Linked DNA regions of Homo sapiens: region 2 is linked to region 1. Evidence: read pairs that join two places in POLR2A ChIA-PET (ENCODE). Cell type or tissue: PC-9. All regions are shown on one strand. Each heading gives the region's core, and the rest is flanking DNA. Links, peaks and the distances in the headings are about the cores only. Region 1 overlaps LOC105373215 (a long non-coding RNA gene). Region 2 overlaps ARID4B (AT-rich interaction domain 4B).

What was found. Peaks named below come from ENCODE experiments on the same cell type or tissue, not always from the same donor. Only the 100,000 strongest peaks of a DNase experiment are listed, where the experiment ranks them.
Region 2: POLR2A ChIA-PET joins it to region 1 with 6 read pairs; 1 of 35 experiments calls an interaction of 5 or more read pairs at or near these places.

The regions. Positions count from the first base shown.
Region 1 is chr1:235,900,192-235,905,573 of GRCh38, forward strand. The region is part of intron 2 of LOC105373215 (a long non-coding RNA gene); the gene reads left to right. Among named protein-coding and RNA genes, the nearest start is that of LYST, 36 kb to the left of the region's middle. RefSeq lists a silencer at 2,924-3,124. In PC-9, for the core only: no CTCF peak of the experiment used is centred there; a DNase peak (open chromatin) is centred at 3,020; H3K4me3 peaks cover 798 bases; H3K27ac peaks cover 2,015 bases.
Region 2 is chr1:235,293,454-235,298,835 of GRCh38, forward strand. The region is part of intron 2 of ARID4B (AT-rich interaction domain 4B); the gene reads right to left. It also overlaps the pseudogene RPL23AP23. Among named protein-coding and RNA genes, the nearest start is that of ARID4B, 32 kb to the right of the region's middle. In PC-9, for the core only: no CTCF peak of the experiment used is centred there; a DNase peak (open chromatin) is centred at 2,718; H3K4me3 peaks cover 410 bases; H3K27ac peaks cover 1,868 bases.

The DNA of each region.
Region 1 (5,382 bases), core at 169-5,168:
GCCAAGATCTCACCACTGTACTCCAGCCTAGGTGACGAAGTGACTCTATCTCAAAAAAAAAAAAAAAAAAAAAAAAAAGACAAAAAAAACACACAGGGGGGCCAGGCACGGTGGCTCACGCCTGTAATCCCAGCACTTTGGGAGGCTGAGGTGGGAGATCAGGAGATCAAGACCATCCTGGCTGACATGGTGAAACCCTGTCTCTACTAAAAATACAAAAAATTAGCCGGGCGTGGTGGTGGGCGCCTGTAGTCCCAGCTACCCGGGAGGCTGAGGCAGGAGAATGGCGTGAACCCAGGAAGTGGAGCTTGCAGTGAGCCGAGATTGCACCACTGCACTCCAGCCTGGGCGACAGACCGAGACTCTGTCTCAAAAAAAAAAAAAAAAAAAAAAAAACAACCACACAGGGGAAGGATACTGAACCCAGTCTGAGGAAGAGGAGGAGGAGGAGGACAGCAGGCTTCCTGGAGAGGTGCCATCTGATCTGAGCGAGCCAGATAAAGAGGACAAAGGCATTAGCAGAAGAGGGAACAGTATCAGTCCAGGCCTGGATGGAGAGCAGCATTCTGTGGGCAAGGCAACAGTCAGCAGTTTAGTGTGGTTAGAAAATAAAGTGCAAGTCAGAAAGTGCTGAAAAATAAGTCAGTGAGATGGGCTGGTGCCTGTTCAGGGAAGCTGCTGAAAGTTAAGGTCAGCAGCTTGGACATTTCTGTAGAAAGAGATCACTGAACATTTTAGCCAGGAATGGGGTGGGAGGTGTTGGATTTGGGGAGGACGCATTTGGAGGCAGGGAGATCTGGTGAGATATGACCAGGATCTGCCCTGGGTCAGTGGTAATGAAGAGGGAGAGTCAGGCAATATGTTTAAGAACCTTTAAGAGGTAAAACTGGTAGGACTTGGTGATTGATTAAATGTGGAACAGATTGCAGAGAGAGAAAAAGAGAGAGAGAGAAGTCAGTAGCTTGAGTGACCTCATTATGATGGAATCCCATCGACAAAGAGAATACCAGGGAAGCGGTTTGGTGACATGGGGGACGTGAGGTGACACTTTGGTTTGGGATATGTTGAGTCTGAGGTGCTTTGGGGGATGTAGAAACAGCTTTGATTTTGAATTACTTATTGTTACAATATAATGGCAAGATGTATGGTTTGGGGATTAGCATCTCCCTTCACTGAGCTCACTTGTATTCAGCGGTTCGTATATTTCACCATGGTAGGTGCTAGGAGTGCCCCATCCAGGTCCCTTTTGCTGGCTGATGACAACTCACAGCCCCTCCTTCTCCTGGGAGTCAAGGCTCCCAAAAGGCAGTCTGGCCCAGACATACAAAAGCTCAGCCCCCTGCATCAAGGAGGCATTGCCTGTGTGGTGCACTTTGGGTTTCCCAAGCTCCCTGGAGGGATCAGCCTGAAGCTGGTCTCCAGATGAGACCACATCCTTCCTTGACTTTCCCCACCCTGTGCTCTCTTGCCTCCTCACTCGCCTCCTCCTGAGAACACTGCCCTGATGAATCACTTGCTCAAGAATCCTCCTGTTCTTGGGAACCCCACCGAAGACACAGGAGAAATTGGGCAATTGGGAGTTGGTTGGCCACAGTTTTAGGAATCCACAGTAAAGAGGGGGCTGAAGGTGAATTTTATTCCTCTGGACAGAGCTGATAGTGAAATGAATGATAGTGGGGTTGCCTTTATCCACAGTAGAAGGTCATTTGTGTTATTTTTATTGGTTTTTAGTTTATTAGTTTTATTAAGCCACAATTCTAAATCTCTGAGTCAAAAGCATTTGTCAAAATTCCTGCTTACGGACTATTAAAGTTCCTGAGTTTGGAAGGAGTTCTTTTTTCCTAAATTCCACGTTGCCCTTCCCTTCTTTACTCTTCATGTTTGAAATGATGTCACTGAAAGCAGGTGCTCTTTGGTGGTTGAGATGGACCCGCCTGTCACCCCTAGACTGGATCCATTTTCTCCCTTGAAACCTTGTAGTATCTTTTTGCTTCTCTAAAGTAGCAGTTCTGGGCACTGTCCATGGAATTGCCCATTTCTTGCCTGTTTAGTCAAAGAAGACTCGAGAACTGAGCATAATTCAGAGTTAACACAGCCTTCTTCTTTGTTATCTCATCGAAAAGTGCTTACAAAATATTTATTGAATGATAAAAATGAAAGATTAAATGAATGAGTGATCAATATTGCCCAACCAGGCAAGTTCCATATAAATGCAAATTGGCTTTCACTGTGCAATGTCCTTTCGCTGTATGTCTCTTTAATCTGTTTGCCCTATCGCCTCCAATTGGTGGCAAAGACTACATCTTCTATTTCCCTTTTATCCCTGCAATAGACTATAGAAATCGTGTTTGATGGAATAACTAATTAGTCAGTCAACATTTATTGATCGCCAACTATTTTAAGGGTATTTTAAAGATGGGGATTTAAAAATAAATAAAACACAGTGGTCTTTAAGGAGCTCATGATGGCCTGAGTATACAATTTGTTCTTAAATAGAGTGACTTGCTAAATGCATAAATGCATTTGATTTAATATTTATTCCTTTGTAAACTTCTCATAGAAATAAATTCACAAATAATTAAAACATCCTTTTGCAGATCACGTGACTGAATTTTGTCAGCAAATATGGCCGGCACGCCAATCAGGCTCTGGCTGTAAATGCAATCAATCCATTACTGCTTAGCTAAAAAGGCAAAGTTGCTGGTTCAAGTCCTACTGTGTGTACCTGCAGGGGAACTAAGGTCTCCACTGTGGGGTGTGTGTGAGTCTGAATCTAAATTGCAGGCTGGGAAGCTGACTTTAAACAGCATGCTTCTTTAAAGTTCTGAGAGTAGGTTCCTTGCTCCAGGCCTTGAAATGAAATCAAAGCTGGCTTTGGCCTTGGTTTTAGCTTTGGTCTAGTAATAGCCTGATAGGTACATCTACAGTAGCTTTTTTTTTTTTTTAATAACTCTTTCTCTTTAAAGACAGGAACACTTGGTATTTCTCGGTGTCTGTGAGGTGAGTCATGCATTTTATAGGCGCAGAAATTGAAAGAGGAGTGACTTGCGTATGGTCAGAGAGCAAGTCCAAGACTACGGTGAGTCCAGCACCACAGGGCCACCCAGAACTACTTGGCCTGCTGCCCATCCTCTTGTCTCTCCACTGCACTAGGCATAAATGTCAGTAAAGAAAGCAAGTGTGGCCCATTGAGAGAAAATGTGGCACAAGCCAAGAGTTCACAGCACTTGAAGTGGTAAAGGCAGATCCAGGTTGAGGCTCTGTTCTGCCCAGTTTATGATGAAATACTGATAGTGGATTTCTTCCTTTTCACCTGTTCCTGCCCCACTTGCCTGTCAAAGTCAGCCAGCACACTTTCCTCAGCAAATGGGTGGTAGGTTCTGGGCAAAACAATGTTATAATAAAAACAGAAAAGGTAAACCATGCCATTGGCTCTGACTGCCTTAAAGGGTTTTTGTCTCTAAGCTAGAAGACATGCTTTCTTGTACTTTCCCTGTCGAGATGGAGGCATTTCACTTGTCATCCATAGAAATTCTCCTACTTTGGGGAGTGTAAATTAGTTCAACCACTGTGGAAGACAGTGTGGCAATTCCTTAAGGATCTAGAACCAGAAATACCATTTGACCCAGCAATCCTATTGCTGTGTATATACCCAAAGGATTATAAATCATTCTGCTATAAAGATACATGCACACATATGTTTATTGCAGGACTATTTATGATAGCAAAGACTTAGAACCAACCCAAATGCCTATCAATGATAGACTGGATAAAGAAAATGTGACACATATACACCATGGAATACTATGCAGCCATAAAAAAGAATGAGTTCATGTCCTTTGCAGGGACATGGATGAAGCTGGAAACCATCATTCTCAACAAACTAACACAGGAACAGAAAACCGAACACCACACGTTCTCACTCATAAGTGGGAGTTGAACAATAAGAACACAGGGACACAGGGAGGGGAATGTCACACACTGGGGCCTGTCAGGGTGTGGGGAGGTAAGGAAAGGGAGAGCATTATGACAAATACCTAATGCATGCGGGGCTTAAAACCTAGGTGATGGGTTGATAAGTGCAGTAAACCACCATGGTAAATGTATACCTATGTAACAAACCTGCACATTCTGCACATGTATCCTGGAACTTAAAGTAAAATAAAAAGAAAAGAGAAATTCTCCTACTTTTTTTTGGCAATAATGGGTGTTAGCAAAAGGATTCACCATTCACCATCTATTGAATACCTATTTGAGCCAGGTACCATTGGGCATTTTTTTTTTTTTTTTTTGAGATGGAGTTTCACTCTAGTCGCCTAGGCTGGAGTGCAATAGTGCAATCTCAGCTCACTGCAACCTCTGCCTCCTGGGTTCAAACGATTCTCCTGCCTCAGCCTCCAGAGTAGCTGGGATTACAGGCACCTGCCAGCATGCCTGGCTAATTTTTGTATTTTTAGTAGAGACGGGGTTTCACCAGGTTGGCCAGGCTGGTCTTGAACTCCTGACCTCAGGTGATCCACCCGCCTCGGCCCCCCAATGTGCTGGGATTACAGGCTTGAGCAACTGTGCCTGGCCCCATTGGGCATTTTACTTGGTCTTTTTTGGTCCTCATGACAACAGATATTTATTAAGCAACTACCAAGTGCCAGACACCATGTTGGGGGCAGGAGATACAAAAATAAATAAGGCACAGTCCCTACTCTCTGGAGTTAAAAAGACTAGTGTGGAAGATGTAATCATAATCAAGTAACTGTAATGCGGTTTTATAAGGGCTCCAGTAAGAGGTGACCCCAGAAGGTGATGGGAACACATAGGAGGAGACCCTAACCTGATTTTGGGGTCCCAAGAAAGTCTTATAAGAAGTGATGTCCAAGCACTATTAGATGGGAGGGAATTCTTTTTCGAGACAGGGTCTTGCTCTGCCATCCAAGCTGGAGGGCAGTGGTGCAATCATATCTCACTGCAGCCTCGACCTCCGGAGCTCAAGTGATCCTCCTGCCTCAGCCTCCCAAGTAACTGGGACCACAGGTGTGCACGTCACACCCAGCTACTTAAAAAATTTTTTTTTGCAGAGATAGAGTCTCACTATGTTGCCCAGGCTGGTCTCGAACTCCTGAGCTGAAGCGATCCTCTTGCCTCAACATCCCAAAGTATTGGGATTACAGGTGTGAGCCACTGCACTCAGCCCTAGATGGGAATTGTTAGCTCCAGACTTATCTTTGAGCCTCATAGAGTTTGTGGAAAATAGAATAATGACCCGCAAAAATGTCCATATCCTAATCACCAGGAGCTGTGAATATACGTGGAAAAAAAAACAACAACAACAAAGAAAAACTTTGTCAATGTGATTAAGTTAAACATCTTGAGATGGGAGCTTATTTA
Region 2 (5,382 bases), core at 161-5,160, 610 kb before region 1:
AGACCTTTTCTTAAAAGCATTAACAGCTGATGTGCCAAGTCAGTACAATTATCTACTTATACTATACATATGTAAATATGAGGTAAAATGTCTACCTATAGATAGTATAAATTGTAAGCAAAAGCAAATTGTTGCTCAAACCTAGGTTAAGTCAAGTTTGGATTTAACTATATAGAATATTCTAAAAAGCACATAAACCAAAAAAAAAAAATGATGAAAGAGAAGGTGGAAAGATGAAAGCAGGAAAGGGCCAAATACAGTCTAGCAACTCAATTCAGCAATACAGCCAGTTTGTCACTACCTACCTACTTAAGAGCTGATTCTAACATCTATTTCCATGGTAACTAGGCATTAAGCAAAAAATATATATATACCAGACTTTTAGGAAAAGATTCCTTTCTCCTCCACCAGAAAAATGCCTAGTTTGGCAAATTTAAGCAATGTAATCTGGAAGTCTGACTTTATGTCAGAAATTTCAGTATATTAGACTGTAAAACATCTTAAAATAGTTATTAAGTAATTGGAGGGGGTGGACTACAAGGAGTAAAACTGATCATCTACAAATATCATAATCTTAGTTTCTAAAATTAGAGTTCCAGTTGCCTTCTATTGACATACAATATGTCCAAAACCCAGTAAAATATTTAAAATTATAAAACGCAATATATAAACAAGAACTATTTACTGACATCTAGTACCACCTGGCCACCTGGAAAATTGACACTGGACTTTCAAATCTGAACCTTTAAAAATTAATGTAAGCATAAATTAAATTTTAAGTAAAAACATACAGTAAAATAATACCTCTTTCGTTACTGATAGGATATGGGCAGAATAATGATATGCAAACCAGCAGCATTTTTTTTTTTTTTTTTTTGAGACAGAGTCTTACTCTGTCACCCAGGCTGGAGTGCAGAGGTGTGATCTCGGCTCACTGCAACCTCCGCCTCCCGGGTTCAAGCAATTCTCCCGCTTGAACCCAGGGGTTCAAGCAATTCTCCCGCTTGAACCCAGGGGTTCAAGCAATTCTCCCGCTTGAACCCAGGGGTTCAAGCAATTCTCCCGCTTGAACCCAGGGGTTCAAGCAATTCTCCCGCTTGAACCCAGGGGTTCAAGCAATTCTCCCGCTTGAACCCAGGGGTTCAAGCAATTCTCCCGCTTGAACCCAGGGGTTCAAGCCTCCTGAGCAGCTGGGATTACAGGCGCTTGCTACCACACCCGGCTGATTTTTTGTATTTTTAGTAGAGACGGGGTTTCACCATGTTGGCCAGGCTGGTCTTGAACTCCTGACCTCAAGTTATCCGCCCGCCTCAGCCTCCCAAATTGCTGGGGTTACAGGCGCAAGCCACCGTGCCCAGCCATATCTTTTTAAAAATATGCTCAACATTTTGAAACCATGTAAATATTTTACATCAAAAAAATTGAAAAGGAAAAAACAGCACTCCTTAGAAACCAAAACCAAACTGAAGTAAATGTTCTATTTTCAACTGCTGACATAAATACACAGAGAATTATTATTTCAAGTATCTTAAATATTAATATTTATTTAAAATATTATTTTTTATTAAAATTTATAAAATTTTATTTTCATTTAAAAAGTATTCTGAGCTTACATCCCTACTGGAATACAGCCTAAGGATGTAAATAGACAGACAAAGGAATCTCAAACTACATTATGGTATTGTTATCTCAAAGCTAATATGTGTTATATGTATAATATAATGTTAATGTTGTTAGGAACCAACATTTTTAGCATAAGATAAAAAATGATATAGGCCGGGCATAGTGGCTCACGCCTGTAATCCCACCACTTTGGGAGGCTAAGGCAGGTAGATCACTTGAGGTCCAGAGTTCGAGACCGGCCTGGCCAACATGGCAAAACCTGGTCTCTAATAATAATACAAAAATTAGCCAGGCATGGTGGCACGTGCCTGTAATCCCAGCTACTTGGGATGCTAAGGCAGGAGAATTGCTTGAACCTGGGAGGCAGAGGTTGTAGTGAGCCGAGATCATGCCACTGCACTCTAGCCTGCGGGGGGACAAAGCAAGACTCCATCTCAATTTAAAAAAAAAAAAGGCCAGGCACGGAGGCTCACGCCTGTAATCCCAGCACTTTGGGAGGCCAAGGCAGGCGGATCCGGAGGTCAGGAGTTCGAGATCAGCCTGGCCAATATAGTGAAACCCTGACTCTACTAAAAATACAAAAATTAGCCAGGCATGGTGGAGGGTGCCTATAATCCCAGCTACTCGGGAGGCTGAGGCAGGGGAATCGCTTGAACCTGGGAGGTGGAGGTTGCGGTGAGCCAAGATCACGCCACTGCACTCCAGCCTGGACAACAGAGCGAGACTACGTCCCAAAAAAAAAAAAAGACACAACTATAAAAGAAGTTACATGGCTGTACTCATCAAGAAGGCATCACAGGCAAAGAGGGAAGCCCCTGCTCTCCCAACGTCAAAGCCAAACCAAAGGCTCTAAAGGCCAAAACAGCAGTGCTGAAAGGTATCCGTATCCACAGCCACACAAAAAAGAGAAGATCTTCACGTCACCCACCTAAGGACAGCCCAAAACACTGCTGCTGTTCTGGAGGCAGCCCAAATATCCTTGGAAGACTGGTCCAGTCCAGGAGAAACCAGCTTGACCACTATGCTATCAAGTTTCCCCTGACCACTGAGTCAGCCATGAAAAGAACAGAAAGTCAACAACATTCTTGTGTTCACTGTGGATGTCAAGGCCAACAAATACCAGATCAAACAGGCTAAGAAAAAGCTCTGTGGCACTGACATGGCCAATATCAACACCCTGATCAGGCCTGATGGAAAGAAGGCCCATGTTCTACCGGTTCCTGACTATGATGACGTTGCCAACAAAATTGGGATCATCTAAAGTGAGCCCAGCTGGCTAACACTAAATAGACATATTTTTCACCATAAAATAAATAAATAAATCATAAAATAAGTTAAACAAAACCTCTGTAATTTTTCATGAAAACTGGAAATATCAGTATGAATTGAAAATTTATTCTTCTCTTTTTTTTTGAGACAGGGTCTCACTCTATCACCCAGGCTAGGGTGCAGTGGCACAATCTCAACTCACTGCAGCCTTGACCTCCAGGCTCGGGTGATCTTCCCAAGTAGTTGGGACTATAGGCACACACCACCATGCCTGGCTAATTTTTTTGAGCTTTTTGTAGAGACAGGGTTTTGCCATGTTGCCCAGGCTAGTCTCGAACTCCTGGGCTCAAGTGATCCGCCCACCTCAGCCTCCCAGAGTGCTTAGGTTACAGGAGTGAGCCACCTCACCCAGCCATAATTTACTCTAATTAAAAAAAAAAAAAAGGAGGAAGGAAGGAAGGAAGGAAGGAAGGAAGGAAGGAAGGAAGGAAGGGAGGAAGGAGGGAGGGAAGGAAGGGAGAGAGTACTTCCTGTATCTAAATACTAAAAAACCATAGAAGTCATGACCAACCCAGCAGCAATGAGCACCCTTAACACCCTGATTGTGATCTCTAAAAACCATTTCCCACTTGAGAAAACCAGGGCTACTTGTTCTTTTCTTTTTATATATATATTTGATGTCATTAATGTCTCAGCAACCAGGGTTCCTTAAAGAAATAGCTGATTCCAGATGCGGAGCAGGAAATGTACAAAGTGAACCTGATATCCCTTGTGCCAGAAAGAGAGTAAGTTATTGAAAACCGATGGGACAATATTCAAAAGAACACAGGAACCCATCTGAAGGGGTTCCAACTGGCCAAAGATGAGACAATTGAAACATGAAAAACAGCAACTACAATGGATTAAAACACATCACATACATAAAAATCCCTAACACTAAAAATAATAAAAGAAAGAAGAAAAATTTACTGGTCGTTTTAGTGGGTTCCTAGGACACCAACTCATTATTATAAAAACTGGCAAAACGAGGTGGGAGAGGAATTAAATTTTTATAGCCTCCACTTCTAGATTTTAAAGACAGTAAATACATGAAATAAAAGTTTTCTTTACAAAAGAATTTCAACTAATAAATGTAGGAGTGATATAATTCCAAAATCACCGTTTTGCAATCCTTATATAATGGATCTAGTCAACAATCCTCAGATGCTGCGAAAACCTTTGTGTGAAAGTTGATAAGAACTTTATAAAGGATAGATCAAGCCAACATAATCTAAAACCACTGACCAATCCCAGCAATACTGAAAGTGAACCAACCTCATGATGGTAACTAATAGAAAGAATACAGCACCTCTTATAAACAATGCTCACCAAAAAAAAATACCCTCTAGAACGAATGTTCAGTTTACAGGAAATTACAGGGGTTAAACCAAACCACAAAGATGTAATCAGCCAAACAGAATGTGGGAAATTCTACAGGTTAAATAACAGTTTCTTCATCAAATAAAGGGCATGAAAAGGGTGGAGATTTAAGAGACCATTTAGAACCGTATCTTCCAACTGCAATATGAAGACTTTATTTGGGTCCTAATGTAAACGAACAAATTGCAAAGACATTTTAGAGACAGGCTAATCTGAACATGTTCTTGCTACCAGATGCCATTAAGGAATTAATGTTAATGTTATTCATTGTGACAATGGTATGACAGTTGTACTATGAAAGGAAAGTTCAAGTGTGTCAGAGATACATACCGAAATACATATGGGTGAAATGATATCTGGAATTTGCTTTAAAATGCTACATGGTGAGGGAGAAAGGAGAGAAGAGGGGCAGCAGAGTGAAACAGATAATACCAAGATGGCAAAATATTGGCAACTGGTGATGCTAGGCCATGAATATGTAAAACATCAGTGAACTTTATTTTTGTATGTTGTAAATTTCCATAAAGTTTTAAAGCTGTATCACCAGCATGTTTGTTACCATGAAGTGTATTCGTCTCTAATCATTTATTTTTACTAGTCTCCAGAATTAACACCACTAATTTTCCAAAAATTAGAAAATGTTATGTTTCAACTTATATATTTAGTCTAAAAATCAATTACCGTATTACATTATATATATCCATATATATGAATATAACGTATATTTATATATATCCATATATATGAATATAACGTATATTTATATATATCCATATATATGAATACAATGTATATTTATATATATCCATATATATGAATATAATGTATATTTATATATATCCATATATATGAAAATGACTATCTGCATTATAAAGTCACTGTGCCTATCCACAGTTAAATATTTGTTTAGCAGAATTGTATTTACATATAGCGTTTCATTCTACTTCAATTTTATTTGAGATCTTCATTTTACTTAATTAGAACTCCATATCTCTTTCATCAACACCTAATCACAGTTAATACTACAATCAGAACAATTTAAGTTATAACTCAAGGGGCACAGAGATGGGG